2 separate regions of the Homo sapiens genome follow, and region 1 is linked to region 2. Evidence: chromatin loops called from intact Hi-C (ENCODE). Cell type or tissue: Caco-2. All regions are shown on one strand. Each heading gives the region's core, and the rest is flanking DNA. Links, peaks and the distances in the headings are about the cores only.

Region 1 (15,375 bases), core at 5,906-8,405, 58 kb after region 2:
CACCCAAAAAGAAGCTAGACACAAAAGTCTACATATTGTTTGATTCCATTTCTATGAAATTCCCAGAATAGATAAAGCCATAGAGATCGAAAGTAGAGTAGTAGTTGCCAGGAGCTGGGGGAAGAGAGGAATGGAGCATGACTGTGAAGGGGTACAGGGTTTCTATTTGGTGTGATGAAAATGTTCTGAAATTAAACCACTTAAAAGGGGTGATTTTTATGGTATGTAAGTTATATCTCAATTAGAAAACATATAAGAAAAAATGTTCACTGAAGCAAGCAAAAGATAAGAATTTTTAAATGTTTTATGAGGATATTGTATATGAACTCAAAGTTTAATATTTTTCTCAATACTTCAAATTTTAGTTTTTAACAATTCTGTAATACAAGGAAAACACAATGAAACTTTATACCAAGCCCCACAGAGATCAGTTAGTTTACTTCATGAGGCTGTACAGGTATCATTTTTCATGAGTGCTAGCACATGAAAAAGTACTAAAATCTCTCTGCTGTATTATCCTCCAACCTGTAACGAAGTCTGCTCTGACCACTGCCCCTATCAATTGGGTCGGGAAAGTTGGGAAGGAATGTCTGCCTGAGAGGAAGAGGCCAGAGAAAAGATGGCAAACTTGGAGGCTATATGACCAGTTAGGATTAAAAATTCATGGGAAGGTCGGGCGCAGTAGTTCACACCTGTAATCCTAGCACTTTGAGAGGCTGAGGCGAGCAGATCACTTGAGGTCAGGAGTTCGAAACCAGCCTGGCCAACATGGCGAAACCCTGTCTCTACTAAAAATACAAAAAAATTAGCCATATATGGTGGTGGGCACCTGTAATCCCAGCTACTTGGGAGGCTGAGGCAGGATAATTGCTTGAATCCGGGAGGCGGAGGTTGCGATGAGCCGAGATTGCGACACTCCAGCCTGGGCGACAGAGCAAGACTCCGTCTCAAAAAACAAAACAAAACAACAACAACAACAACAACAACAAAAATTCACAGGAAGCACAAATTCTGGCTAGGAAATGATTAACCCCTCCTTTCTCTGTGAATCTTGTAATCAGGAGGAAGTTCTAGCTATTTTATTTGAATTTTGAGGGATAAAGCAACCTTAGAAGGCAGAAAGAATTTGAAATATGTGGATTAAAAATCAATTCTACAATCACTAGAAAAAGTTGGACCAAAGTGAATTAAGTCTTCAGTTTCAACCCCTCTGTACCCAGAACTTTGTATATTTTGTTCATTCACTTATTCATTGAACAAATATTAATAGAGCACTGAATATGTGGCAGGCACCATTTCGGGCGCAGGGAATATACAAAACAAACAAAAAGCCTTGCTCCTTATTGGATGGATGTAAAATATTTAATATAACAAATGGCAATGTGTGCTATGAAGAGCACTGCAAGGTGAGGAGGAGAGAGAGTGCCAGAGTAGGGGAGAGGGATAGCTTTTGATTTGGGGAAGGTCTTACCAAGAATGTGACATTTAAGCAAAGATCTGAAGTAGGTGAGCGAGAGAGCCATAAGGGTGTCTGGGGATGGAGCATTTCAGGGAAAGAGAACATGCAGTGCCTCGAGGCAAGGGTGTGCCAGCTATGCTGGAGAGGCAGTAAAGCACTGGCGTGCCCAGGGCACTGTGATGGGGGAACAATGTGGAGGTGTCAGTGGGAAGTAGTAAAAGTGACATCAGAGCCATAAAGTCATGGAAGACTTTGGATGTTACCCTGTGTATACTGCAAATATGTAGATAGGTTTTGAGTAGAGGACTGATACCGTCTGGCCTGTGTTCCAACAGGATCCCTCTAGCTTTTTTTGTTGCCAATAAACTGTAGGGAGCATGGTTGATGCTGGGAGACTAGTCAAGAGGTGATTTTAACAATCCTGGGGAGAGGTGATTTTGGCCTAGGTTAGAATTGTAACTGTGAGGGTGGTGGTCAGCTTCTGGATATATTTTGAAGGTAGAGCTAATAGGATTGTTTGTAAATTGTGTGTGAGTTACAAGAGAAAGAAAGGAATCAGGGATAATTCCAAGGTTTGGGGTGGAACAACTGGAAGACAGAAGTTTTTAAATTGTCCTGATTATTGCTTACCTGCAGAATAATTTATTGCTAACAGTCCCTGGATCTGACCCTGATGGGGATGGTAAAGAGTATGTGTGTGTCGGGGTGGTAAGGTTTTTATTTTGTTTTCATAAGTGCCTCAGTATCTGATAATTGGCCACTTGGAATCAACAGTTATGAAGCATGTATTCCTTTAAGGATAAGTCTAGCCGGGCACTTTGATCCCCTGATAGTATTACTGCTAAAAGCCAATTATATAGCAATACATTTTTTCTTTACTTATTTGTTTCCCATTTAGATACATTTTTTGAAATATTTCACTCTTCAGTTCAGTATCTTTAACAGAATCTTGCAAAAATTTCAAAAGAGAAACTAATGATTTCAAAGTTCAAAGTGAAGTTTCAGAGGGGCTAGCAGAAGTTTTATATAGGATTTGTCATTTCAATGGGCCTTAAAATGTGAGCAAGAATATCCTGATGGAGAAAACGAGGAAAAGCTTCTGGCTAAAAACAAGAAACAAGAAGAAAAACACAAAGATGTTAGAGTATATGGCATATCTGGGAATTTTAAAAATATTTATGTGGTCAGAATATTGTAGAGAAGGAAAGAACAAAAATTAAGGCTCCACTGTGAAGGTTTTCAAGAAGGAGAGTTGTGGTCCGACCAGGGCTGTAATAAAGTAACCTAAAATAATGGGTAGTGTGGCACTGCAGTGTGAGTGAAATGAAACGAAGGCCTGAAACAAGAAACTGGCAGTGAGTGTGGAAAGGATGGTATATATTCAAGAGTTTGTGCAAGGCCAAGTCTTCCCTGTTATGACAAGAAAAATGAGAAGGAACAGAGCTCCATCCAACAATTTAGGTTGTATGCTGGCAGGAATGTTACTGCTCTGCAGGAATGGGGTCAGTCAGCGGGTCCTGAGCTCTTCAGAAGATCCCTGACCTGGATAGGCTATACTACCTGATGTATTTTTGGTCTGACAGATGAAACAGCACTTAAATTGCAATAGGAAGTGATATTACTCCGTTCATTTAGTTGCCTTATAAAAAGTCTAGTGCAAGTTTCCATGCTGAATGTAGTGATATCCCTGCCATCTACTAGGTGAAGTGTCAAATCTCCTTTTTGAGTGATTTTGCTGATCAAGTTCCATTATCAGGATGTTCATTCATGGAAATATAACAATAGAAAGTCACTAGGGCCATGGAATTCATACTGATCTCCTGTGTGCCATGGAGGGGCACACAGTGAACTTCAAAGGTGCTGGTCATGTTCTACCATTTCTTTTTTTTTTTCTTTTTTTTTTATTATACTTTATGTTTTAGGGTACATGTGCACATTGTGCAGGTTAGTTACATATGTATACATGTGCCATGCTGGTGCGCTGCACCCACTAACTCGTCATCTTTTTTTTTTCTTTTGAGACGGAGTCTTGCTCTGTTGCCAGGCTGGAGTGCAGTGGTGTGATCTTGGCTCATTGCAACCTCCGCCTCCTGTGTTCAAGTGGTTCTCCTGCCTTAGCCTCCTGAGTAGCTGGGACTACAGGTACGCGCCACCACACCCAGCTAATTTTTGTATTTTTCACAGAGACGGGGTTTCACCATATTGGCCAGGATTGTCTCTATCTCTTGACCTTGTGATCCGCCTGCCTCGGTCTCCCAAAGTGCTGGGATTACAGGCATAAGCCACCATGCCTGGCCAATGTTCTACCATTTCTTAAACTCAGTGGTGGTGTATTAGGGTTCTCCAGAGAAACAGAAGGAACAGGATGTGTGTGAATGTGTGCGTGTGTGTATGTGTCAGTATAGGAAAAGAAAGAGAGAAATATTTATTTTTAGGTTAGCTCACAACACTGTGGGGCTATTAAATCTAAAGTCTGCAGAGCAGGCCAGCAGGCTGGAGACCCAGGGAAGAGTTGATGTGGCAGTTCCAATTAGAAGGCAGTCAGCCAGCAGGATTCTCCCTTTTGCGGGTGGGGCCGGGGGGCGGATAGGAGGAGGGGAAGATCAGCCTTTGCTTATTAAGGTCTTTAGCTGGTTGGATGAGGCCCACCCACATTATAGAGGATAATCTACTTTCTAAAAGTCTTCTGATGTAAATGTTAATCTCATCTAAAAAATACCTTCACAGACATATCTAGAATAATGTTTGACCAAATATCTGGTACTGTGGCCCAGCCAAGTTGATACATAAAATTAACCATGACAAGCGTGTACATGAGTCTTCCTTTAAACTATAACTACACATTAAAAATAAAAACAGGCCAGGTGTGGTGGCTCATGCCTATAATCTTAGTACTTTGGGAAGCTGAGGCAGGAGGATTGCTTGAGCCTAGGAGTCTGAGACCAGCCTGAGCAACATTGTGAGACTCCGTCTGTACAAAAAAATTAAAAATTAGCAAGGTGTGGTGGCACTTGCCTATAGTCTCAGCTACTGGGAAGGCTGAGGCTGGAGGATCACTTGAGCCCAGGGAGTTTGAGGCTGAAGTGAGCAGTGATCACAACACTGCATTCCAGCCTGGCTGACAGAGCTAGACCCTGGGTCAAAAAAACAAAACCAAACCAAAAACAAAGTAAAGGGAAGAATCTAGAAAACATCCTAACTATTGCCTTTGTCGGCCAGGCAGGCAGAGTTGAGAGGCAGAAAGGAGGGCTGCCCAGACCCCCACAAGAGGCTGACTCCCTTGCTGTATCTGAAACTGCTTCTGCTGGCACCTGCTGGCATTGACTATTGCTATTATTTAAATCCACCCAGGCTATCATGTTTCATGTTCAGACTAATTTGAATCATTTGTCATGTAGAAGACACAATTCCTGAACTCACAGTAAGCGCAGAGCAAGGCAAATATGTATTATTCTGTTCACCAAAATGATGTTTCTTAAAAATGATGTGTTTATTGAAGTTCCATAAATCAAAGTTTATTTCAAATGCCTTAGAGAAGCTTATTGTTAAAGAAGGCTGGTGATGAATTCCTTTACAATTTCAAATTTTGCTATGTTCCTTTTCTTATAAAAGGGCAATTATTATGTGCAGTGTACTCTACTAGCCTGCTAGATTCTGAGTGGTTCTTTACATTGTCCCTTGATAGGCTATTATTTTGTACAAAATCCATTTGCCATCATTAGCATATGCCCTTTGTAAGAATTCTTGACAATGTTTTCATGTGTGTGTACCTTTTATTAAACCAGCTTTTACAAATGCTAACAGAGACAGCTTATATTATCCTTTTAAATGCTCTTGATTTACATAGTTTAATCTGTGCTAAAATTCATTTGATATTTTGGAAAATATTTCTCTGCATAAAAACAGGTTAAAATAAAATGAGTTTAACAAAAATGAATTTACACAAGTGTCTGTGTTCTTTTTGTGTTAATTTTTAAGATGTACTATCTCCAGCATATACTTTTTACTCCCCATTCTCCCTACGTTCCAGCATGTCAAGTGGACACTCTGTTTTACTATCAAAGAAAGTCAACACTTGATTAGCTCTATTGAATTGTGTTCTGATGATGTCGATGCGGTAGCCAGTGCTTGAGTCTGGATTGGACTTGACCACTGGTGACTTCAAATTCTGAGGACCTCTGTTTCCTCTTCTGTAATAGGAAGTCTGATTAGATGCCTTTTGAGGTTAGGTTGGCTTCTAAGATGGTAATTATCTGTCCAAGTTTTTGTTTCCTATAATTTAGCAACAATATCAACAGAAAGGCTATATTAGAAAATTCTACCTGCATCCCCCTGGATCTGAACGTTCTTCATGATACTATAAATAGAAATCTCTTTATTCTTGGCATCAAATTTTGATTTACAAATTTACTCATTTTTGGATACATACTGACATTGGGTTTTATTATCTGTCTTTTTGATTTGGGTGATTCCTTCCAACTAAATTGCCGTGCTTATCCATTTCTGCCTATGGATATTGAACCCATCTCCCAAATCCTGCTTCTTCCTTTACCTGAAGGTCTTTGATCACCCTGACAGTGAGTTCTCCTTCTTTTAAACTCCTGGCTTAGACCCACCATGTGACATTTGTCTTTATTTTTATTTTGTTTTTGGAATTTAACTAATCTAGAAAAATACAAAGTCCATAAAACAAATTCATATTATCTTACCGTTCAGAAATTCAGAATGAATTACAGTTACCATTTTGGATTTTATGCCTCTAATCTCTTGTTTCTTGTTTTTTTTTTGTTTTGTTTTGTTTTGAGACTGGGTCTCGCTCTGTCACCCAGGCTGGAGTGCAGTGGCGAGATTTTGGCTCACTGCAACTTCCTCCTCCTGGGCTCAAGCTGCCCTCCCACCTCAGCCTCCCCAGTAGTTGGGACTACAGGTGCACACCACCATGCCCGGCTAATTTTTTTTTTTTTTTTTTTTTGGTATTTTTTGTACAGATAGGTTTTGCCATGTTGCCCAGACTGGGCCTTAACTCCTGAACTCAAGCAATCTGCCCACCTCAGCCTCCCAAAGTGCTGGGATTACAGGTGTGAGCCACCATTCCCGGCCTCTCTTGTTTCTTTGATGAAATACTATAGATATCACTAAAGTCCTCTTCAACACCAGTCCAAGTCTCATTGCCAGAAGCTACATGTACATATGTAAACTTCCAGATTATTTAAAAAATACACATATATATGCTTGTAATTTTTTTGCATTTTAACTTATGTGCATGGTTGTTATATGGTATGACAATATATAGTTCCACATCTTACGTAGGAATGTGGATCTGAGAGTTCCTTTAGGAGGAAGAAAGTACAGAAAGAAATGTTTCCTTTTTAATTTCCTGATATAAACCAGACTATGCAAGGAAAATCTGCAAAATACTTTAATTATCTCCAGGCCTTTTCTAACTTTCCTCTTCGGTTCTCTCAAGGATTGAATACGCTCATGCTAAGCTTTGCTGCTCCAAGCTCATTGTTGAGGAATTTCTCTGATAGCCCTTCTGGCCCATCTACATTCTTCAAAATTACCTATTTATTTGACTTTGACCAAGGCTGCCTTAACATTCCCCAGCTTGACTAAACTTTAGATCAGCTTCTTCCCTGACACTAGACCCCTGACCTCCATTTTTGTACAGCATATTTAGAAAACCTGTAACATATTTTCCTGCCCCTTTGAAATATAAATCTTTCAATCAGTCTCTTGTCAGTTTTAAAACTTACGAATGTATTTCTCAAGAACCTTTGAGCCATGTCTTTGAAATGTAATCAGCAAATCAGATAGTCACTCTATCTTTCATAACTTTGGTGGGTACCTTCCTCCAAGTTGTGAAACTGCATCCTGTCACAAAGATATGGGAAAATTTACTTTTCTTTTGAGTAAAACCAATTAGTAAACACATATAACTTATACACTCCCTCTCACTTCCAACACTTAGAAATCCTACTGTCCTTTGTTTCAGTGGTGTTGAGTTTGGATTGAGTTCTGGCCCCTCTCCGCTATTGGAATAATGTTGAATAGAGTCTTCCTTGCCTGTTTAACATTGTCCAATACAATTTCTGTTTTGACACTTTCAATGTTCTACCCAAATCAAGATTCCTATTTCATAATGGTTCTTCAAACAAAATGTCAAAAGGAAAGTAATCATAATCAAAACTTCAGTGACTTACATGAATGGCCAGTTCTTTCTTGAGTATCATAGGGGCTTTCATATATTTTAAAAACAGCTATCTGTTAATTCACATATATTTCTGAGCTCCTTCCAAGCAATGTAACAGCAAATAATTTAAATATTTTAGGCAATAGAGCCAGGATATTTTGGTCAAGGATAAAATTTTGGACCATCCTTTGTGGCTTTATGCCCTTGATTTTCAATTTCAGCTGCACATTAGAATTAGATGTAAAGAACATATGCTGCTGGGTCCAACCCCTGGAGATTCTGATTTCATTGGTTGTAGGTGTGAGCTGGTCATAGGGATTTTGAAAAGCTCCTCAGTGGATTCTAATTTCCAGTCAAGGTTGGAAATCACTGCCTACCCTTTACATCGTTGTTTTTTTGTATTTTCCCAAGTCGGAGTCTTGCTCTGTTCACCCAGGCTGGAATGCCGTCGTGCAATCTCAGCTCATTGCGACCTCCACCTCCTGGTTTCAAGTGATTCTACTGTCTCAGCCTCCCGAGTAGCTGGGATTATACGAGCTTGCCACCACGCCCAACTAAATTTTGTATTTTTAGAAGAGATGGGATTTCACCATGTTGGCCAGGCTGGTCTTGAACTCTTGACCTTGTGATCTGCCTGCCTCGGCCTCCCAAAGTTCTGGAATTACAGGCGTGAGTCACTGAGCCCGGCCTTCATAGTTTATTAAAGCACCTCTTCTATTTCCGAATTCAACAAACACTTTTTGGGAGTCAGCTTTGTGCCAGACACTGTCTAGATACTCAAATGAATGTGGCATGGCCTCTGCATTTCAAGGAGCTCTCAGAAAAATGGGAAAGTCAGAATATGAAGAAACAGCACAATGCAATAAGGACTATAATAGATGTTTATTCAAAGAGTTATGAAAACACAGGTGAGACAGCAATTAAAGTTCTCTGGGGGTTGTGTCTGAATTCATTAGGCGAACTAGGTGTGCATGGAGAGAGTGGCAGGAAGAAGGAGGGGAGATTCTAGGCAAAGGAAACAGTAGGAACAAAAGTCCAGGATCAGAAAACCACCATTCTCTAAATGTTCTAAAGGCCTCCTTTGTTATTGCTGCTGCTGCTGTTGTGACAACATTTGGTCTAAGCCAGGTGATCTCTTGGTTAGTAAAAGGTTACATTTGCATTTTCCAGATCTTCATCTTTTCTATGAAGTTTTGTCCACATCACTGTATCTCAACACTGACCTATGTCAAAATTATCTGGGGAGTTTTGTAACAGCAATGACGGAAGATTGGTGTTAGTAGTCAAAGAGACTCCGACAATATTTGTCTGCAGGGTATGACCTTTTCTTTCTTTCTTTTTTTTTTAAAGCTCCCCATGTGTCCACTACAAACAGGCATTAAGGATCATTTTGGGAGACATAGTGATAATTGCATTCCTATACAAATTTAGAAAACCTCGCTTGAGTAAACTTAGCCAACCTGTATTTTAAATGGGTAGACTTTATGGTATGTGAATTATAAAGCTATTTTAAAAGTACAAAACAAAAGTGTGACACATTTAAAGTTAAAAATCAATACTCAAAAATTCCCTGGGTTGACGAATGTGCTTCTTTGATTAAGAACCACTGGCTGAAATCCTAACAGCTTACGGATGTGGTGGTTGTAAATACAGGGCTTAAAAGGGGTAGCAATTGGGAGGCAGGAGGTTTTACACGCACAGAACCTTCACCAGAAAGATTAATTGAAAACCTGGTGTGCCATTAAAGAATGCCAGCCCCTGAGGATATAGCATGTATTACATCTTAGGTCCAAAATTGCAGCTTATTAAGTATTTCACTTTAACAGAGCGATTTCAGCTTTTAATGTATTGTTTTCTTTAGTGCTACACTGAAATAAATGTTATGGGCTCCCTCTATTGCTCTTCTTAAATCAAAGTATCTGTTTATTTTAAAGATCTCTTTAATGGAGATCTTAAGTGGCTCAAGCTACAAGATTATTTTTATCTACAAAAATATAATGAAATAAAGAGGTGTTAACATTTCTGAGTTACATATGATGCCCTAAAAGAAAGACAAAGGCCTTCAGTTTATTAAGTTCATTGACCAGAATGAAATGAGACACTTATCAAACTGATTTCTAAGAACCAGTTTTTATAGGCAAACAAATCTGTCTAGGTTTATACAGACAAGATTAAACTCATCACCTTGCAAATCTTTGCCAATTCGTCATTCATAACTTCTTTTAATGCAATAGAGCCAATGCCAATGTAACATTCAAATATTTTCTATATGGTTACAAGACCATAATTAAACTCCTTTGAACTTTAAGCCCCTTTCCTCTCAGTAGTTTATGAACAGGAATAATTTTGTGCAGGTTGCAATGCAAATAGCTAATTACATATATATTGCAACACAACTAATTAAGGTGAACAAATTAGTCAACTTCAAGTCATAGGATAACCTGAAAAGCAGGTTTGAACTGAGGAAATAAATGTGAAAAGAAGAAATACAGACCATTTCTTTTTATTAAAGGAATAAACATAAACTCTGAATAATGAACTAACATCTTTTCTTTATTCCTATAACATTTTGTTGGAAATTGTAATTACTGAAGATACAGTTGTCAGTTCATAGGTAGTAAAAGTACGTAACCCCAGAATTTGGGGAAAAACAAATATTTTTCGTCTGAAATTAACTAGTAAAACTCAACTCATAATGATGGGGACTAGTAATGCCCAGAGTAACCTTCTGGGACTGAAAGTTCTAGTATTTCCTGAATCTTGGTCAAGACTCCACATGAAGTAATTGCAAAGGTATGGCATCTAGTAAAATGGAGAATCAAAGAAACATAGTTTTTTTTTCTGCACAGTCAAGAGAAAAGCATGCTTTCTTCTTTCTTTCACTGGAAATATCCCTGGAATGAAAGAGGGTCATTAGGTCATGACAATTTAAAGAAAAAAATTAATTTAGGTCTATTCCATTTTCTTTCATTCAGTCTTACATTCACGGAGCCTCCTTATGATCTATAATTTGGTTGACTAAAAGAACTTGTGGATCAAAATACAGCATCCTACAGAAAAACAATTTCTACTCTGTGACATTCTGGTTTATCAATCAGTCTCTTGAGAGTTTGGTTACAATGAGTCAGTCTCTTTTGGATGAAATGATAAGCTCAAGTTTGGGGACCTAAAAAGCTGAAAAACAGACTCTTAATTCTGAATTAGTATATTCCAGAGGCTTACCTAAACAGCCAGCCAAGTTCACCTCCTTGACTTCTCTCAGATATAACTGGTATAATTACAAATTTTAATCTAAGCTGATTGTGGCAATAAAATGAAAAGGGATTGATTGGATTACTAGGCTCTCAGATTTTCCTCTTAATATAAATCTGAATCGATACATTTTTGAGGCAGATGCAAGACATTAGTTGGAGCCCAGTTTTATATTTTGCTAGTGGTAAGTGCAAGCCATGAAGGATTATGGCTCCTCATGAAAATGTGAAAGACAATTGTTTACAGTGTTTATATGAGGATTTCTTCTATGAGAAATTCTCTTTTATTTTTTAAAAGGCATGATTGTGGTAGAAACAACTATACATTTATTAAATTTCATTTCTTTCTCCACACACAGCTAAGTTATATTTCCAAAATTTCCTTACAATTGCATGCTGCCATGAAATTGGTTTCCAGGTGATGAAATGCAGGTAGGAATGATACACATTATATCTAGGTCTGGCACGTAAAAACTCCCTCCGTGATCCTTCATATTCTTCCTCTTTCATATGCAACCAATTCCAGAATAAAGAGAATTCTGAGGTCTTAGAGAATAGAAGAGCCACCTAAATGCCTGCACCGATATGCATCAGACTGTTAGGTAAGCGCACACACACACACACACACACTCACACACACACAAAGACGAAGAAGATTATGTTAAACTTCTAAAATTCTGCAGTTTTATTTAACTAATTAACCATTAAACTAATTAACCAGCTGCCTAATACAGACATTGGAATAAGGAGTGAGAGGCTGCTGTAATATAACTAAAATATGTGGTTGCTTAGCGATTATCAGTAGGCTAGAATTCTAGGGATTCATATTATGCAGTGCCTAAGACAACTCAACAATTAGGAAAGCAAATCCCATTCCAATGGAGGCTGCAGCTGTAGAGAATGGGGTAAAAAACAGATTATCATCAGTGTAATTTGATGTTGTTGGTGATGTTTAGCAAGATACTGGAGGAAGGGGCTGAGTTCAGGTAAGACCTGGGTTTGAAAGCAAAATGAAAGTGAATCATTAGAGTCAAAATTTATTATAGCTATCTTAAAATATTTAAGATTTTTAAATAAAAATTTGACTTAAAAATGCAGAAAAACTAAAAGAAGAAAATCAAAATCATCTATAATCTCCCAAATTAAAGAAAACCATTGCTAAAATTTTGTATATTCCTGTGTCTAGGAAATTGCACACTACACATGCACACACCTACACACACAGACACCCAGCACACCATGGATCACACAGAACAAATAGATTTGAAACATAACTCTTTTCCCAATAGTTATTGTGAGCAAGTTTATATTCTATTAAATATTCTTATATAAAATCACTTTTTTGTGGCTTCATTTTATGTTATAATATCATTTATTAAGCCAATAACTTATTCCTAGTTATTTGCTATTGTAAACAATGTATAAATGAATATTCTTGGAGCCAAATTTTTTTTTTCCTATATATTTCTGGAACTGGAATTTCTTTTTTTTTTTTTGAGATGAAGTTTCGCTCTTGTTGCCCAGGCTGGAGTGCAATGGTGCAATCTTGGCTCACCGCAACCACTGCCCCCCGGGTTCAAGGGATTCTCCTGCCTCAGCCTCCCAAGTAGCTGGGATTACACACATGTGCCACCACGCCCAGCTAATTTTGTATTTTTAGTAGAGACGGGGTTTCTCCATGTTGGTCAGGCTGGTCTCGAACTCCTGACCTCAGGTGATCCGCCCACCTCAGCCTCCCAAAGTGCTGGGATTACAGGCGTGAGCCACCGCACCCGGCCTGGAACTGGAATTTCTAAGTCAAAGAGTAGGTACATGTAGAAAATTTTATAAATGCAATCAAAACCCTCTAGAAAAATTGCCAATGGCAATGTATAGGAATGCCTATTTTTAAAATGTATATTATTATTTTATAATTTTGTCTTTTAATTTTTACCATTGAGATCATAACCCAAGACTACAGGCCCGTGGATGCAAATTAGGAGTCATTTACTATAATGCTTATATTAGTTGGGATCAGACTGAGGGATATTGACATGAAGCCCGCCATAAAAAAGGCTTAAATAAGGGGGAAGTAGGGTAGTATTTCACGTACATGTCCATGTAGGTAGTCCTGAGCTAATGTGGCATCAGGCATGGGTTCAACAATGTCAGGTACCTTAATTCCATCCTTTTGCCGCTTTGTACTTGGTCCATGACCTCCCTGTCCAAAAACAGCATCATTTGAGTTCTAGAAAGCAAGATGGAAGCAGAAACAAAGAAGAAAAAGGCAAATGGTACATTTGGGTTCTCCTTAAATAAAAGGTACCGAGAAGTGCTATATAATACTTCCATTTTCGTCCTATTGGCCAGCACTTGGACACCACCCACCCCAGATGAAAGGGAGGCTGGGATATGTACATTATTTTATTTGAGCTTCAGGACAACTTTATTAAATATGTGGTAGTTTTATCCCTATATTCAGTAGAGGGAACTTAGGTATGAGAGTTTATCCAACTTGTCCAAGGTTATATGGTTAGTAAGTGGTGGAGACATAACTGGAATCCAGGTCTGTCTGACTCTAGACCCTGTACACTTAATCACCACACCATTGCACCTCAAAAAGACTTTCACCAACAAAGAAGCTATAGTCTATGGCTCTGTCTCTTGTTCAGGGCATAAAACTTCATGCTGGCTTGGATGACAGATGCTTTACTATCTCTTTTAGTCTGCATTTCACTTCCACAAGCATCTCTTTCTCTTCCACAAGCATCCAATCCACCATCAACTTCTATAGGTCTTAGTTCCAAAATATATTTTGATTCTTTCCATTTGTATCTAGTTCCTGCTACCACCATCTATCACTAAGCCCCTGGAATTCTACAGTCTGGGGGTGGAAACTAGGCCATATTAACTCTAATCTCTATATTAGTTAGAATAAGTCTGGAGTAGCCTCCAAATTGGTTCCCCTTCTTTTGCTCTTGCACTCTAAGATCTGTTTTGCATAGCATAACTATTTTCCAGTTTCCATGGTATAAGCATTTAAAAATGTAAACCACATTATGTCAATTCACTGGTCCAAATCCATGCCCACATCTCTGGTATCTTCTTTACCAAATCCATGCCCACATCTCTGGCATCTTCAAGGCCTGTCCAGCCACACAGGCCTTGGGTAATTATGCTGAATAAGGCAGGCTTTCTCTTGCCTCAGAGCCTCTGCATTCTGCTCACAACTATTTTTCCCCAGATGTTGCCTTCATGTCTTTTCAGCCTTTATGCCTTAGTATAAATGCCATTTGTTAGCTAGGTGCTTTTTGACCAATCTAAGGTATATTTCTACCATCCCTTTCTATTACATGACTGTTTTATTTTCCTGAAGATACTTCTCAGTATATTTCATCATCTTAATTGTCTATTTGTTCATTATCTAAGCACTCCTTCTCCTCTGAAACCAGAAGGTAAATTATTGTCCACTGCTTGCATTCCCAGAGTCATTAGAGCATCTAATCAATGGTAGATGTTTAATCAACAATTGTTAAAGAATGAGTGAATGAGTGAATTTCCCAAAGCATGGCGCGCAAAACTCTTTCCTCCTTCCACCTCAAAACAAAAAATCTCAAGGAAACTAACTTCAGAAAAAGAGCACCAAATTATTTCACAAATAGCAAGCTTGAATTCCAGTTTAAGCTCAGCAAGGGCACACACTGTGGTTTACCTAAGATCTTTGTACACCTCTCCCAGCTGTTAGCAATGACCTACATCACCTATACAGCACTATATAGCTGGCTAGTTGGGTTTCAGATGCAGATCACATCTCTAAGGCAGTGACAGTTCACTAGGAGGGTAACTTTCTGGAACCCACTAGACTTTGGCTAGATAACAGTAGAGCAAAGAAGTCCACATAGAAGGGAATATAATACAATTTTCTATGTGCCAGGCCAGACTTCATTGCAAGAACTTCACATATATCAACTTACAACCACCCTGTAAATCCTAGGCTGTCATTATAACCAATTATACAATTTACAGGGTTGTTGTAAGGAATGAGAAACACAGAGAAGTGAAAATAGCTTGCCCAGAGTACATAGTCATTTGCAGAGCCAGGGTTTGAACTTATGAAGTTTAGCTCCAGAGTTCATGCATTTAAAGATTGCTATAGTACAAATAAGATTTGGGAGATGGAGACCAGAATATACCTCATAGAGATGGAACTACAAGAGACAGACATATGTTTTGAAAACCTCTTGGATTACACACATAAGAACATCCTCTTACTAATCAAAGGGCAAATATTAAGCGCTGTCTCTCTTGCAAGTTGTTAACTATTTTGGAAACCATATTTGTTGCAGGCTAAATTTTGTCCCATCCAAATTCAAGAGTAAAGATCAAATTCTTCTTAGTACTCAGTGTTGCTTGAAAGATGAGTTAGGACCTAATTCTCTGTCCTCTGACTAAACCTTGGGCCCTGTTAGGTGTGTCATTTTACCTTATTTAGT
Region 2 (15,375 bases), core at 5,581-8,080:
ATATTTGTCACATATAGAAGAAAAGGATAATATAACATCAGGGTTGATATCCTAAGTATTTAAGAACTTGTTTTAAATGAGTGCACAAATGAACATCAGCGCTGGCCACAAACAATCTAGACTAAGCATACAAGCTGAACATTAACCCTGACCTTACATAAAAGCTCTCCCACAGACTAACAAGAACAAAGAAACCCCATTTAAAAAACAGGGAAATAATTCAATTAATTTACCAAGGAAATTCAGATGACTGAAAAACATATAAAAAGGTAAAAATCTCATCACTAAGCAGAGACAAATTAAGACAATGAAGTGCTAACTTGTCTGTAAAAATCACACAGATTAAAAAGTGTAACTTCATTACATTATGGCTGGGTGTGAAAAAGAAGCATTATTTTTCTGGGTTGTAGGAATGTAAATTAGCATGATATTTTAGAGGAAAATGTGTCTTATAAAAACAATTGAATAAATATATATGTACCAAGATGCATAATGAATGCTGAATTTTATTTATCATAATTTTAATCTTGTTTATCTATCTTCTTGTCATAAATCTAAATTACATGCAATCAGGGACTCATGCCACATATTGGGAGCTCACAAAATGTTTGGTGAATGAATAAGTGACGTTAACTACAAGTGCTTTTATATTAACAAACTAAGTGGCCACCATTAAGCATAGCAAACTAAGTTTGACCACATATAGTAGAAAACTATATTCTTAATTTTAAGTTATGAACTGACTTAGGAAAAATTTCATAAGACATTGTTGAATAAAATAAACAATTTACAAAAATAGTACTATTACATGTTCTAACTCATAAAAGGGAAAATGTGTAAATATATGTTCACATATAGAGAAATATGCATAAAGAAATAGCTGGTTACATATTCACCAAATTGTTAATGGTGGTTAACCTTGGGAGAGTAGGGCTTTTAATTTGTTTTGTTCACTTCAATGAATTATCTTCAAAGGAGCACATATTTCTTTTATAAACTGCAAAATTAATAAAGTTCAACTCTTTAAAGAATTTTGTAAACTTGGAATTTACAAATTTATTTCTTTAGAGTCAGAAGTTCAGCTCATTTTGCTTAAACTAGTTATTCTTAATCAAGCACCAATGGATACCTAGGGGCCAAACAATGAGGCTAGAAGGAGCCTGTAATGCCTTTGGAATTATTTCCAAAATATTTTTCAAAGAAATGGCCCATAGTTTCATCAGCTTTTCGAAAGTATTTATAGTACAGTATCATTGTCATCCCTCCAATTCCCACCCTTTACTTCCACTAGTAATTTACTTCACTTTTAAAGAAACCATGGCAGTAGACTCCTTGACTTTAACCTACTAGCTTTTGAAGGAACAACAATGAAGTTTAAAGGCCATCTGGAAGCATTAAGTACTCAATGATTAAATAAACCACTTCTATGTCAGAATTGTCAGACATCCAACACTTAAGTGGTTTCAAAAAAAGACCAATGCTAAGGTTGGTTTTCACGGAAATCCAACACTCACCATTTTCTTCATGGCAGTAATCAAATCCTGCCACACTACATCTTCGAAAAACCATCTTATTCTCAGTGAGGGTTCCTGTCTTATCGGAAAAGAGGTACTGAATCTGTCCCAGATCCTCGGCGATGTTCAGGGCTCGGCACTGAACAATAGAATCCATTTTTTCATTGTAGAAATCCACATCACTTTGAATGAAATATATTTGTCCAAGCTTCACAATTTCGATGGAAACATAGAGAGAAATAGGAATCAAGACCTAAGAAGATCCAAACAAGTTTTAAAATGTTAACGTAGGTTAAAAAAGGATGTGAAACTGAACATAGCTGGATAAGCAGCAAAGATGTTAAAATTCTACCATAAGCTTGATAAAAAATTACCTGTAACAAAATGATCATGGTCCAAAACATATAAAATCCTGCCAACAGTGGTGATATGATATGTCCATCAGGCTCGGGAACATTGAAAAAATGCATCTTTTCATACCTGCTCAGCCAGATTCCATGACCTTTCAAAAAATACACAGACATCAAAAGGATGCTAAATATATGGCATGCAAACAAAAAATTTTATTCCTAAAGGAGAAGGAATGAGAGTATTCATTTTGGTTGGACATCAACTGTTTGTTTTTGGAAACAAAATTCAAATTCAAAAGGCTATACATTCTCTCTCTCTCTCTCTCTTTCTTTAAGTCACTCTCCAGGTTTCTTCAGTACTATGGCAAAACGTAAATGGATAGAGTCAATATTAATATTTTTCAGGCTAAAGGATGAAAGAGACAAGGATATGAGGTAAAACACTACTGACAAAATCCACCTTACCAAAGTCAAATATTCACAGATATAATTTTGAAATAAAATACTTTAATATCTTGCTGAAAAGATGTCAGCAAATAATCAAATTTTACCTACCTACTGCGCCAGTTAAGCACATTATGACCAGAAGCATGACACACCAGAGGACATCTGTGTTTGCTCTTCTTTCTAATTTGCTGCGCTTATACCGTGGCCCACTGTTGTTCAGCATTGCTTTGGTTTCATGGCCTATGAAGGATGTGCAGTATGATAGAAAATGTACAAATTAAAGCCAAGAAGCGAATACCATATTTAAAAATCTCTCTTGCAGACAATTTAATAAAACACAGTTACATGATCTATTTTGTCAGTTCAATCTGCTTTTGTGATCCATTTAGAAAAACAGAGACCAATAATTAAGTTTATCAGGCAAAATTTCCTTTCTGCTTCAACAGATTGCATTTTTGAGTAAATGAAAAATGTTAACTTGTAGAAAAGCACAGAGTAGACAATGAAAATTAGAAACATAACCGACCTGCATAAACCACAATGCCCACAACAGCCTCTGTGTTTCTAATGGTGCATCCTCTAAGCAACAAATTTTCTTTACTGAGACCCACGCGTTCTTTGTTGGAATGTTCTCTATAAGAAAGACAGCATATAAATTCACTTTTAAACAGCAAAAGTGGGGATATAAAAATAAATCTCATGGCCCTTGAATGTTTTTGACTTGGAGTAAAAAGGCATTTCACAAGAAAGTTTTCAAATCTCTGGCCCATTTACTTTGGTTATTGCAGTTACTTGCTTTGTTTTTTGTTTCTTTTTTTTTTTTTAGACTTTTAGGTTCAGGTGGTACACGTGCAGGTTTACTATGTAGGTAAATTGTGTGTTGCAGGGCTTTGGTGTACAGATTTCTTTACCCAGGTGATAAGCATCATGCTTAAGAGGTGGTTTTTTGAACCTCATGCTCCTCTTACCATCCACCTTCAATTAGGCCCTGGTGTCTATTATTCTTATCTTTGTGTCTATATGTACTAAATGTTTAGCTCCCACTTATAAGTGAGAACATGTCATATTTGGTTTTCTTTTCCAGCATTAGTTCATTTAGGATAATGGCCTTCAGCTCCATCCACATTGCTACAAAGGACATGATCTCATTCCTTTTTATGGCTGCATAGTATTCCATGGTGTGTACATAAGTCACATTTTCTTTATCCATTCTACCGCTGATGGGGATTTGGGTTGATTCTGTGTCTTTGCTATTGTGAATCAGTTACTACTTTGTCTAGGAAAAGATGCAACAAGTTTCCAACTATCATTATTTTCAATGGTAGTCATTGTTTGACAACTTCTATTACTATAAAAAAATATTCCAAGCAAGAATCCTGCTTTTCTAGTATAAACTGTATTTAGGATAACTTAGTAATTGATGAGGGAAGAAATCCTGATAGAATTTAAAAATTATCATTTTCGACTTGGATGAAATCAAGAATCATTCTAGGCAATGATAAGCGATGGCTGCTAAAATCAATGGTTAAAAAGGCTGATGGGAACTTTATAATAATAGGATAAGGCTGATAACACTAATCTTACAATGGGACAAGGAGACATCGTGGGCCTCATGATTTATGGGAAAGAAAGTCATGGCCCTACAGGCGCTTAATCAAACCTCTATTAGGCATTTCAGTCTGGGGTCTGTGGCTTCAGAGGATCTGTGAAGCCTTTGAAATTGTATGCAATATTTTGTGTGTGTATGTATGTATCTGTGTATACATGTTTGCTATTTTCCAGGGAGAGACTCTGTTTGTTTCATCAGATTCTTTAAATGTCCCTTGATGGTTTACAGAGAATAAGATGGCCAGAGAAACATGTTAAACATCACCACAAGAATGCAGTTGGCCAGTTCTAAAACGTGGTAAATTCTGCAGGCAAAATGACCTGGTTTATTCAGAAAATGAACGATGGAGGGGAAGCCCAACCCAAGGAGGGGGAAGTCACCTCAATCTAGAATGTGATCAATTCTGTAAGCTCAATGACTCAATTTATTGGGAGAGGAAATGTAGAGACATACCAACCAGATGCAAAGTGTAGACCTTGTTTTGATCCTGGTTAGAATAAGACAACTATTAGAAAACATTTTTCAGACAATTGTAGATATTTGAACAAAAGCTTGGTATTACATGATATTATGGAATGGTTAAGTTTTGTCAGGTGTGATAATGGTATTGTGGTTGTGACTCATTTAAGTCCTTATCTGCTATAAGTATATAGTAAAGTATTTACAGTGAAATTACACAGTGGAGGGGTAGGAAAGGAAGTGGAAGTGGAAACAAAGATGGAAAAACTGAAATAGCTCAGGCTGAGTGACGCCACATGGGTGTTCGTTATACTTTTCTTTCTACTTTTTTGTGTTTGAAAATTTCTGTAATAAATAATTTAAAAATTATTGAAGTAATTACTTGACTAAATTGCTACAGTGGCAAAAATACAGAGCAACAGTAATGGTTTTCACATATTTTGAAACTGTCCTTTTAATTTCAGTATGAAAATTAGGTTGTTTTCTAGCAATAAACTTCAATTTACAAGTCACTGCTTGTTCCTTACATATATAAAAGTTGTTAATATAACCTTGCTATATGAAATTACAATTAAAATAAAATAAAAATTATTCAAATAAGGTTTCATACTACAAAGAAAGAGAAAGACAGATTTATCATTTCACTCCCATACATTGTAAAGCACTTTCTTCTAACAGATATATGTTTATATTCCTGCACATGCACAGGCCTGTGTACGAAGAGATGGTAAAAGCCAGATGCATCCTTGAGTTTAAGCTAATTCAGCTTTTTCGTTTTACAGATGAGGAAATGAAGTCTCAACATTCACATTTGCATATTAGCATTCCCAAGTAAGCACCAGCCAGTCCTCAGCAATGTGGCATTTTTTTTTTCTTATCCCTAGAGTCCTTATAGGAAAGAATTTAACACATGAAATCATCAATTCCAAAGTTCCTCAGAAAGTATTAAGATTTTTTCCCCTGAAATCCTTATTTTTCACCATTAAATCACTTTGAGGTACCACCATTAGACAAAGTTCAGCTTCTATATTAATTGCACTTACTGCAAATTCCAAAAATGTCCTGTATTTTACCTGTGTCTGATAATTGGCACTTACGGTATGGTACCTTCAGAGTTTTGTATGAGGCACTGGCTGTCACATACAGCTTCCATGAAACATCTATCTACTATGTGCCCAGCGCTCCAACCCAGATGCTAGAAATAGAAAAACAAACATGCAGTCTGGACTCCCGTGGTCTAAGAGGAGGTAATACAGGTAGAAACATGTAAGAGTAGTAAAAATATGATAGTATGATACGAATCTGATATTCAGCATACAGTGTAGTCACAAATAGGGAGGATGTCAGTTCTACCTTAGAGCATGAAGATCAAAGAAGGTGTCATATAGACAGGTAGCTTAAGCATCTCAATTTGTGCTTAATTTTTGAAAACAGGCCACAAAGCAGGAAAAGAATAAGGAGCCAGTTTAGTGTATTAAAATAATTCCACAGAAAATCACTGTATCTACCTAGGCTGATTCTCTTATTAAATGCTTCCCTGCCAATGGCTGAGGCCAGCTCTCAGGATGGACATGAATAGAGTAGACAAAAGCCCCTCCAATCACTAGTGAAGGCAGAATCTGAGGATTCCAGAAGGGAGGCCACTTTGGCAGTCAGGTCATGATAGTCAGAAAATAAAGCAGCAAATTTCAAAGCAAACGGATATCAGAGGAGCCATCACAAGTGGGAATCAAAGGGCAGGGAAACATGTTGCCCAGAAACCTAGGGAAAAGTGACAATTTGGATAGGCAGAAAGCTAATAGGGCCTTGGAACTAGGTAAGTGCTCTGAACAAGACTCAGTGCCCAGCACAGCAAATGATGCTCGAATGTGTCTATTAAGAAGAACCATATCCAAAGGGTGAAAAGAGAGGCTGACAAAAGTAGGCCATGGCTCCACTCCCAGAAATTTTGAACTACTTGTCAAGATGATACAGGAGCAAACAGTTCTGAGGTAGCAAGAGCCGGAGTCTCAGACACTAGACAAACTATCAGAATTGGGACACAGGATCAGAATTTCTGTGGCAACAGTGTTCTCATACAGTTTTTTAAAAATCTAACTACATGCACTGGGCCAGATTCTTTGCAGAGTGCTATATGCTCCAGACCACAGAGTGTAGACTAGAGTTCCTTCCTGTTCTCTCCACCGCATAAACCAAATACATCCTGCTAGGGGCAAGTCTGAGCTCATCAGGGAGTCAGCGTGCCCAGCTGTGGGAAGAGGACAGCTGAATAGGCTGCACCCTAAGACAGATCTGACCTCAGGTGAAAAAATGGCAGCCCCTGATTCTGACATTTACAAGAGGAAACTTTATTCACAGTCAGCAGCTAGAGGAAATGATCCTTGAAAAGGACTCATCCTAAGAGATGGCTTATGAGAATGTTTCTGATGAGAGAGGGGCAGCTGCCTAACTTCTTTTCATGAAGACCATCTAAAATTTCCATGGAAGGACTTTTCTAATACTAACCCCAATAACTTCAGGATAAATGTTTCTTTTTAACAAAATACACAAGGCCCTTCAGGCTCTGGCCTCTTCATGATCTGCCTTATTGCTCACCTACATTCCAGACATACTTAGCCACATAGAACAATACAAATACACTGTAGTCTTGGGCCTCTGTGCTCTTGCCTATGTTGCTCCCTCAGCCTGAAATGCCAGCCATTCTTTTCACTTTATTGTTTGCCTAGCATCTTCTCATTCTTGAAGATTTAATTCCAGCATTATCTCCTGATTAAGACTAAGCCTTTCCCTCTTTCCACTGCATGGTTCCCTCCCTGTCCCTACCCTATCAGATGTCTGTATCCAGTGCTACTTACAGATGCTATGGAATCCTGAACAGACCAATAACAAGAAATGAAATTGAATCATTAATAAAAGACCTACCAACAACAAAAAGCCCAGGGCCAGATGGATTTATAGTCAAATTTTCTCATCAGTGCAAAAAAAAATAGCTGATACCCATCTTACGGAAACTATTCCAACAAGTCAGAGGAGTCAGATTAGGGGCTCCCTAACTCATTCCATGAAGCCAGCATCACCATGATACCCAAATCTGGCAAGGACACAACAACAACAAAAAAGAAAGCTTCAGGCTAATATCCCTGATGAATACAGATGCAAAAATCTTCAATAAAATATTAGCAAACCAAAGCCAATAGCACATCAAAAAGATAATCCATCATGATCACATGGTTTTATTCCAGAGACAGAAGGATAGTTTAACATATACAAATCAATAAATGTGATTCACCACATAGACAGAATTAAAAACTAAAACTAGGCTGGGCGCAGTGGCTCATGCCTGTAATACCAGCACTTTGGGAGGCCAAGGCAGGCAGATCACCTGAGGCCAGGAGTTAGAGACCAGACTGGTCAACATGGCAAAACCTCATCTCTACTAAAAATACAAAAATTACCCAGGCATGGTGGCACGTGTCTATAATCCCAGCTACTCAGGAGGCTGAGGCACAACAGTTGCTTGAACCAGGAGGTGGAGGTTGCAGTGAACTGAGATCGCACCACTCTGCTCTAGCCTGGGAAATAGAGTGAGACTGTCTCGAAAAACAAACAAACAAACAAACAAACAAAAAGAACAACAACAGCAACAACAACAAAAACCCACATAATCATTTCAATAGATGTAGAAAAAACACTCGATAAAAACCAATATCCTTTCATGATAAAAATCCTCAACAAACTAGGTGTCAAAGGAACAAACCTCAAAATAACAAGAATCATGTATGACAAATTCACAGCCAATATCATAAAAAAAGGGGGAAAGTTGAAAGCATTCCCCCTAATAACCGTTGTTCCGGTTCGACAAGAGGCCTACTCTCACCACTTTTGTTCAACATAGTACTTGGAGTCCCAACCAGAGCAATCAGGCAAGAGGAAAAAAAATAAAAGGCATTCAAATTGGAAAATAGGAAGTCAAATTATCTTTGTTTACTGATGACATGTTCTTATACCTAGAAAACCCTAAAGAGTCCTCCAAAAGACTCCTATACTTGATAAGCAACTTTGGTAAAGTTTCAAAACACAAAATCAATGCACAAAATCAGTAGCATTTCTATATACCAATAACATTCTAACTGAGAACCAAATAAAGAACTCAATCTCATTTACAGTAGCCACACACACACAAAATAAAATACTTAGAAATACGTTTAACCAAGGAGGTGAAAGATCTCTACAAGGAGAAGTACAAAACACTGATTAAAGAAGCTGTAGATGACACAAATAAATGAAAAAAGATCCCATGCTCATGGATTGGAAGAATCAATATTGTTAAAAATGTCCACACTGCCCAAAGAAATCTACAGATTCAACGTAATTCCTATAAAATATCAACGTCATTTTTCACAGAATTAGAAAAAAGAATTCTAAAATCATAAGGAACCAAAAAAAAGTCACAATAGCCAAAACAATCCAGAACAACAACAAAAAAAGCTGGAGGTACCACATGACCTGACTTCAAACTATACTACAAGGCTACAGTAACCAAAACAGCATGGTACTGCTACAAAAACATAGACACATAGATCAGTGGAAAAGAATAGAGCACCCAGAATTGAAGCCACATGTCTACAACCAACTGATATTTGACAAAGTTGACAAAAATAAGCAATGGGGAAAGGACACCCTACTCAATAAATGGCGCTGGGAAAATTGGCTAGGCATATGTAGAAGAATAAACTAAATCCCTACCTCTCACCATCTACAAAAATTAACTCAAGATGGATTAAAGACTCAAATGTAAGACCTGAAACTATGAAAATCTTAGAAGAAAACCCAGAAAAAACTCTTCTGGACATTGGCCTAACCAAAGAATTTATGATTAAGACTTCGAAAGCAAATGCAACAAAACAAAAATAGACAAATCATATTTAATTGAAATAAATGGCTTCTACATAGCAAAAGAAACAATCAAGAGAGTAAACAGACAATGTACAGAATGGGAGGAAATATTTGCAAACTATGTATCTAACAAAGAACCAATATCCAGAATCTACAAGGAACTCAAACAAATCAACAACTACAAAACAGTAGACAAAAGACATCAACAGACATTTCTCAAACGAAGACATACAAGAGGCCAACAAGCATAAGAAAAAATGGTCAGCATCACGAGTCATCAGAGAAATGCCAATTAAAACCACAATGAGATACCATCTCACACCAGTCAGAATGACTATTACTAAAAAGTAAAAAAATAACAGATGTTGGCAAGGATGCAGAGAAAAAGGAATGCTTATACACTGTTGGTGTGTATGTAAATTAGTATAACCCCTGTGGATAACAGTATGAAGACCTCTCAACGAACTAAAAATAGAACTACCATTTGTCCCAGCAATCCCACTACTGGGTATCTACCCAAAGGAAAAGAAAATGTTATATTAAGAACACACCCACACTTATGTGTTTCTTATCATGCTATTCACAACAGTGAAGTAATGAAATCAACCTAAGTGTCCATCAATGGATGATTAAAGACAATGTGGTGTGTATATATATATATATACACACACACACACACACACACACACACACACACACACACACACACACACACACACCATGGACTACTATTCAGCTATAAAAAACAATGAAATCATGACTTTTGCAGCAACATGGATGGAGCTTGAGACCATTGTCCTAAGTGAACTAACTCAAAACGAGAAAATCAATACTGCATGTTCTCACTCATAAGTGAGAGCTAAAGAATGGGTATACATGGACACATGGAGGGAAATAATAGACACTGGGGACTCCAAAAGAAAGGAGGGTGGGAGGGGCATGAGGGTTGAAAAATTACCTATTAGAAACAACGTTCACCATTCGGGAGATGGGTACACTAGGCACCCAAACCTCACCATTGCACAACATATCCATGTAATAAATCTGCACAAAGACCATTGAACCTATAAAAATAAAATTAAAAGATGCTACTATTATATTCTACATTTCCTTCCATCGCACTGTTACTTTTCCTAGAATTTTAACAAACTTCATTGAGTTGTTTATCCATTTATCTGTTGATGAACATTTGGGTTTCTGCCAGTTTTTGGCTATTACAAATAAAGCTGCTATGAGCATTGTATACAGGTCATAGAATGGACAAATATTTTCATTTTTCTTGGGTAATTGTCTAGGAGTGGGATGGCCATGTTATATAATGGGCATATGCTTAGCTTTTTCCAAAATTTCCAAATTGTTTTCCAAAGTGGTTGTACTATTTTACATTCCCACCAGTAGCATATGAGTGTTCAAGTTCCTCTACATCCTTGCCAACACTTGGTACACTTGATCTTTTTAATTGTAGCAGGTAAAGCTCTGTGGTTTAACCTGCATCTTTTCACAAAATTATTTGCCATTCATATGTCAAATACATCAGTTCAAAGTCTTTTGACCATTTTTAAAGTTGTATTGTTTGTTTTATTACTGGGTTTCGAGATTCCTTTATATATTATGAATATAAGTCCTATAGGAAATACATGGATTGCAAATATTTTCTTCCTGTCTGTGACTTGTCTTTTCATTGTAAAAACAGTATCATTGGAGGAGCAAAATTTTAAATTTTGATGAGTTCTTTTATTTTTCTTTAATGGATTGTGATTTTGGTGTTGTATCTAAGAAATCTTTGCATAATACAAAGTAAAAAGATTTCCACCATTTTTTTTCTGAAAGTTTTCATAACTGTAGATGTACATTTAAGTCTAGGATTCACTTTCAGTTAATTTTTGTAAATGGTGAGAGGTATGGATTGGAGTTCACGTTTGAAAATATAAATACCCCATTGTTGCAGTACTGTTTGTTGAAACGATAACCTTTCTCCATCTATGTGTCTTTGCACCTTTGTTAAAAACCAGTTGTCCATAAATGTGTCAGTCTATTTCTAGACTCTATAATCTCTTCCATTGATCTCCTGATCTATCTTTATGCCAAAATGACACTGGCCTGATTATTATACCTTTCTGATAAATCTTGCAATCATGTGGTTTTAGCCTTCTAGCTTTTTTCTTGTTTTTTCAAAATTGCTTTAGTTATTTCGCATCTCCACTTAAATTTTAAAATAAGATTGTCAATTTCTTAAAGACCTTGCTGAGATTTTGATTGGGATTTCACTGACTCTATAGATAAATCTGGGGGGAAACTGATTTCCAATTAAGTAGCTCTTCAATTTTGTTTCACTAGTGTTTAGTGGTCCAGTGTACAGGTAGCTCACATTTTTTGTCAGATTTATACTTAAGCATTCCATTTTTCTGATGCTATAATAAATTGTATGTTTAAAAATTTCAATATCTGCTAATTATTAGCATATTAAAATACAATCGATTTTTGTATCTGGATCTTGTTTTCTACAACATTGCTAAACTCATTATTTCTAGTAGTTTTTTGGAGATTTCATCAGATTTTCTACAAAGAACATTATACCATCTGTGAATAAAAGATAGTTTTACTTCTTTCTTGTTTGATATCTTTCATTTCCTTTTCTTGCCTGACTACACTAGCTAGACCTTCCAGTGTAAGCTTGTCTTGTTCCTGATCTCAGGGGAGAAGTATTTCATGATTAAATATGCTGCTGGCTCTAGGTTTTTCATGGGTGCCTTTTATCAGATTAAGTTCCCTTCTACTTCTAGTTTGCAGGAATGAAAGTTAGATTTTGTAAGATGCTTTTTCTACATCTATGAGATGACCACCTAGTTTTTCCCTTTTGATTTGTTTAATATGGTTTGTTAATATAGTACCAGAATGGTGAATTACATTGTATTATTTTCTAATGTTAAACCAAACCTGATTTTTGGGGAATAAGTCCCACTGGGTCATAATATATTATCATTTTCATACATAGCTGGATTTGATTTGTTATAATTTTGTGTGGAATTTTTGCATCTATGCTCATGTAGGATATTGGTCTTCTATTAAATGTCTTTATATGCTTTTGGTATCAAGGTAATAGTATCAGGATAATTCTCATTTCAAAAAATGATTTGGGAACTTTGCTCTTCTCACACTGTGAAGTAGGTCTAATTGTCTTCTCTTAAAAATCAGGAAACTGAGGATCAAAGTGGGTAGATAACTTGGCTCAAGGCCATAGAGCATTCATGGGCTGATGCCTGAAATTAGGTAAGGACCCCAAATTCTAGCTGCCCTGGCAAAGGGGATATGGATGCCACAAGATACCTCCAGAATGAATATTATATGTGTATGTGTGTGTGTATAAATACTTATTAAATAATTAAAATAAGCCAAACTATTTTAGTAGGTGGCTAAAGTTACGACCTTTAGTGATTTAACAAGGGTATAAGCACAGAAACACTTTATCAAATTAAGTACGATTGCAACACACAATTCCACTTACACCCACAAATGTTCATCATGTATTACTCACAGGAAGCCTCGGAATCTGCTGAGGTCATTGTTTGGGCTTTCACATTCTATCCTACTGGAAAACTTCTCAGGATCAACTTCAGAGTCCTAAAAATATTTTTTGAATCACAAAATAAGAATTCAAGGTTAAACCCTTAATATTGAAGTGTTTTATCACTTTCATCAATTCTTAAAATAATGCTAAGCCTTTTTGCAATGAAGTTCATATCATGAATTTCCCAAAGGAAGGAAAGTAGAGGCATAATCATGTGATCCATATTTGGGATCAGAATGGTCCTAGGGCATTATTAAACATCTGCAGGTGATGGGAATGACTGAGTCATTTACCGAAATCCACACAGGACTCCCCAGAAGAGAGCTTATACTTATAAACACCTTTTTATCAATAAAGCACTGAAAAACTGAAAATACTTTTGTTGTTGGTCTTTAATCACATAAGTGGTTTTTGAGATTAAATGTATATGTGAACACTCCGAGAATATATGCATTTGATCTCAGCCAAATTTTATAAATAAAACATTTAAAAATAAACTAGACATCAATATCTATAATATTTTCTAATGGATCAGACAGATAATTTCAGAATTCTTTATGAAAACAATGAACAAATAAGCAAAGTGCCTTTGTAGGACATAGCTCCTTTAAGGTATGGATTCCCCTGAAACAAGCCACATCAACCTTATTTCATTACTTTTATTTTCATATCCATTTGACCAGTAAGATAAATGCTATTGATATTGATATATCATAATTAATAAGTATATAATAGGAAACATGAAAATGTGAATTATATGATATGATTTATTTTCTAATGAGCAATATCCATGGAGTTCTTTCGACGCACTAAAATCTATTATGCACTTTAAATATATTAGCTAATTTCTTCTTCACAACTCCATGAGGTAGGTACTAAAATAATTGGGTCTAATTAACAGATGAGGAAAGAGACACAAAGAGGATCAGTAATTTGCCAAAGTTCTCAAAACAAGAAAGTGTTTAGAGCAGGATTACAATCGAGGTCACCAGATTCACCCTTAATGAATGCACAGTGTGCTGATTAGTATTAGACTGGTGCAAAAGTAGTCATGCTTTTTGCCATTACTTTTAATGCAAATATTAATTGCTGATTAATACTCATAGTGGGTGTGTAGTGGTACAACAGAACGTTAAGTAGTGCAGGATTTTTACCAATGTCTTTGGTACCAGACTACTTACAGAAGTGACAATGACAGTAGTCTAGGAGGCATATCAATCACAGAGGATCTAAATGAAATCCATAGGTAGAGAGGTGGGCCCAATATGACAAGATGAAATTTACCAAAGATAAAGGTATTAGTAGGCTAAACCACTTTTTTTGGTTTCTAAGTGTAAGACGGAGTAACCCTGACTTAACAGTAGTTTGGGTTAAAAAAAAAATAGACCGAGCGCAGTGGCTCACTCTTGTAATCCCAGCACTTTGGGAGGCCGAGGCACATGGATCACGAGGTGAGGAGATCAAGACCATCCTGGCTAACACGGTCAAACCGTGTCTCTACTAAAAATACAAAAAATTAGCCGGGCATGGTGGCACGTGCCTGTAGTCTCAGCTACTCAGGAGGCTGAGGCAGGAGTATCATTTGAACACAGGAGGCGGTGGTTGCAGTGAGCAGAGATTGCGCCACTGCACTCCAGCCTGGGCTATAGAGCGAGACTCTGTCTCAAAACAACAACAACAACAAAAATCATTAAATTGTAAAATACTTCATCTCAAATGCTTCCAGAGAAAGGGGAGGGAAACTATTTAGACACTATATATGCTGTTTTCATACATAGTGAAATTCAAATAATACATATGAAAACATATGTACTATTTCATTTGAATCCTACAACAATGCTATAGAGTAGATACCATCATTTTCATTTTAAGATAATAAAACTGAGGCATAAAGTGTTTAAATGACTTGTCCAAAGTCTCACAGTAAATTAATAGCAGAGTTGTGATTCATTTAAACCTATGTCAATATAACTTCAAGGTTTCTGTTTCCGTCTGCACAATACTGAGAAGCGTCTAAAAGCTATGTAGCATGAAAAGCTGCTAAAGTTTTAAGCTTTGGTATATAAGTAATTACAGATTTTAGAAATAATGATAACTAAAAATAAGATACAAAGTCTAAGTTTAAGAAAAATAATTCTGTTAGGTTCCTTTAATTCCATTCTCAAAAATATGAGTGCTACACTAAAGTGTGTAAATTCTGAAGTCATTTTATCCTCTTATCTAGAAAAGAGTATACTTCCACTCATATCTGGAAGTGAATGAAACCTTCTGGGATTCTATTTCATCCTGGTGAAAATGAATTAAAAATCTCTTTATCTGTAATGTGAAAATGAGCTCAGTCATCTTCTGAAAAAAAATGTTAATAAGCCACTAACTGAGAACATATGACTTACCTGTTCTGCATATCCCCGAACCACCTGCCTCTGTTTTAAATTGCTCTCTCCATCAAGACCAGAAGTCTCAATGTGACAGATTCCATCTGGATCAGTGGAAAAGAGTAGTACCATGTCTGCAGGGATGACCTCGTTGCAG

Evidence for each region. Peaks named below come from ENCODE experiments on the same cell type or tissue, not always from the same donor. Only the 100,000 strongest peaks of a DNase experiment are listed, where the experiment ranks them.
Region 1: a loop joins it to region 2, with 7 times the contacts of the local background. A loop is called at or near these places in 15 of 110 quality-filtered maps.

What each region holds. Positions count from the first base shown.
Region 1 is chr4:47,465,244-47,480,618 of GRCh38, reverse strand. LOC107986277 (a long non-coding RNA gene) reads right to left here. Exons shown (of 3, transcript XR_001741683.3): 2 at 12,996-13,103; 3 at 10,140-10,546. Among named protein-coding and RNA genes, the nearest start is that of COMMD8, 9.2 kb to the right of the region's middle. RefSeq lists an enhancer at 15,229-15,278. In Caco-2, for the core only: no CTCF peak of the experiment used is centred there; a DNase peak (open chromatin) is centred at 7,058.
Region 2 is chr4:47,523,078-47,538,452 of GRCh38, reverse strand. ATP10D (ATPase phospholipid transporting 10D (putative)) reads right to left here. Exons shown (of 23, transcript NM_020453.4): 4 at 15,237-15,375; 5 at 12,811-12,896; 6 at 2,838-2,944; 7 at 2,420-2,551; 8 at 1,889-2,016; 9 at 1,515-1,767. Among named protein-coding and RNA genes, the nearest start is that of ATP10D, 45 kb to the right of the region's middle. In Caco-2, for the core only: no CTCF peak of the experiment used is centred there; a DNase peak (open chromatin) is centred at 7,042.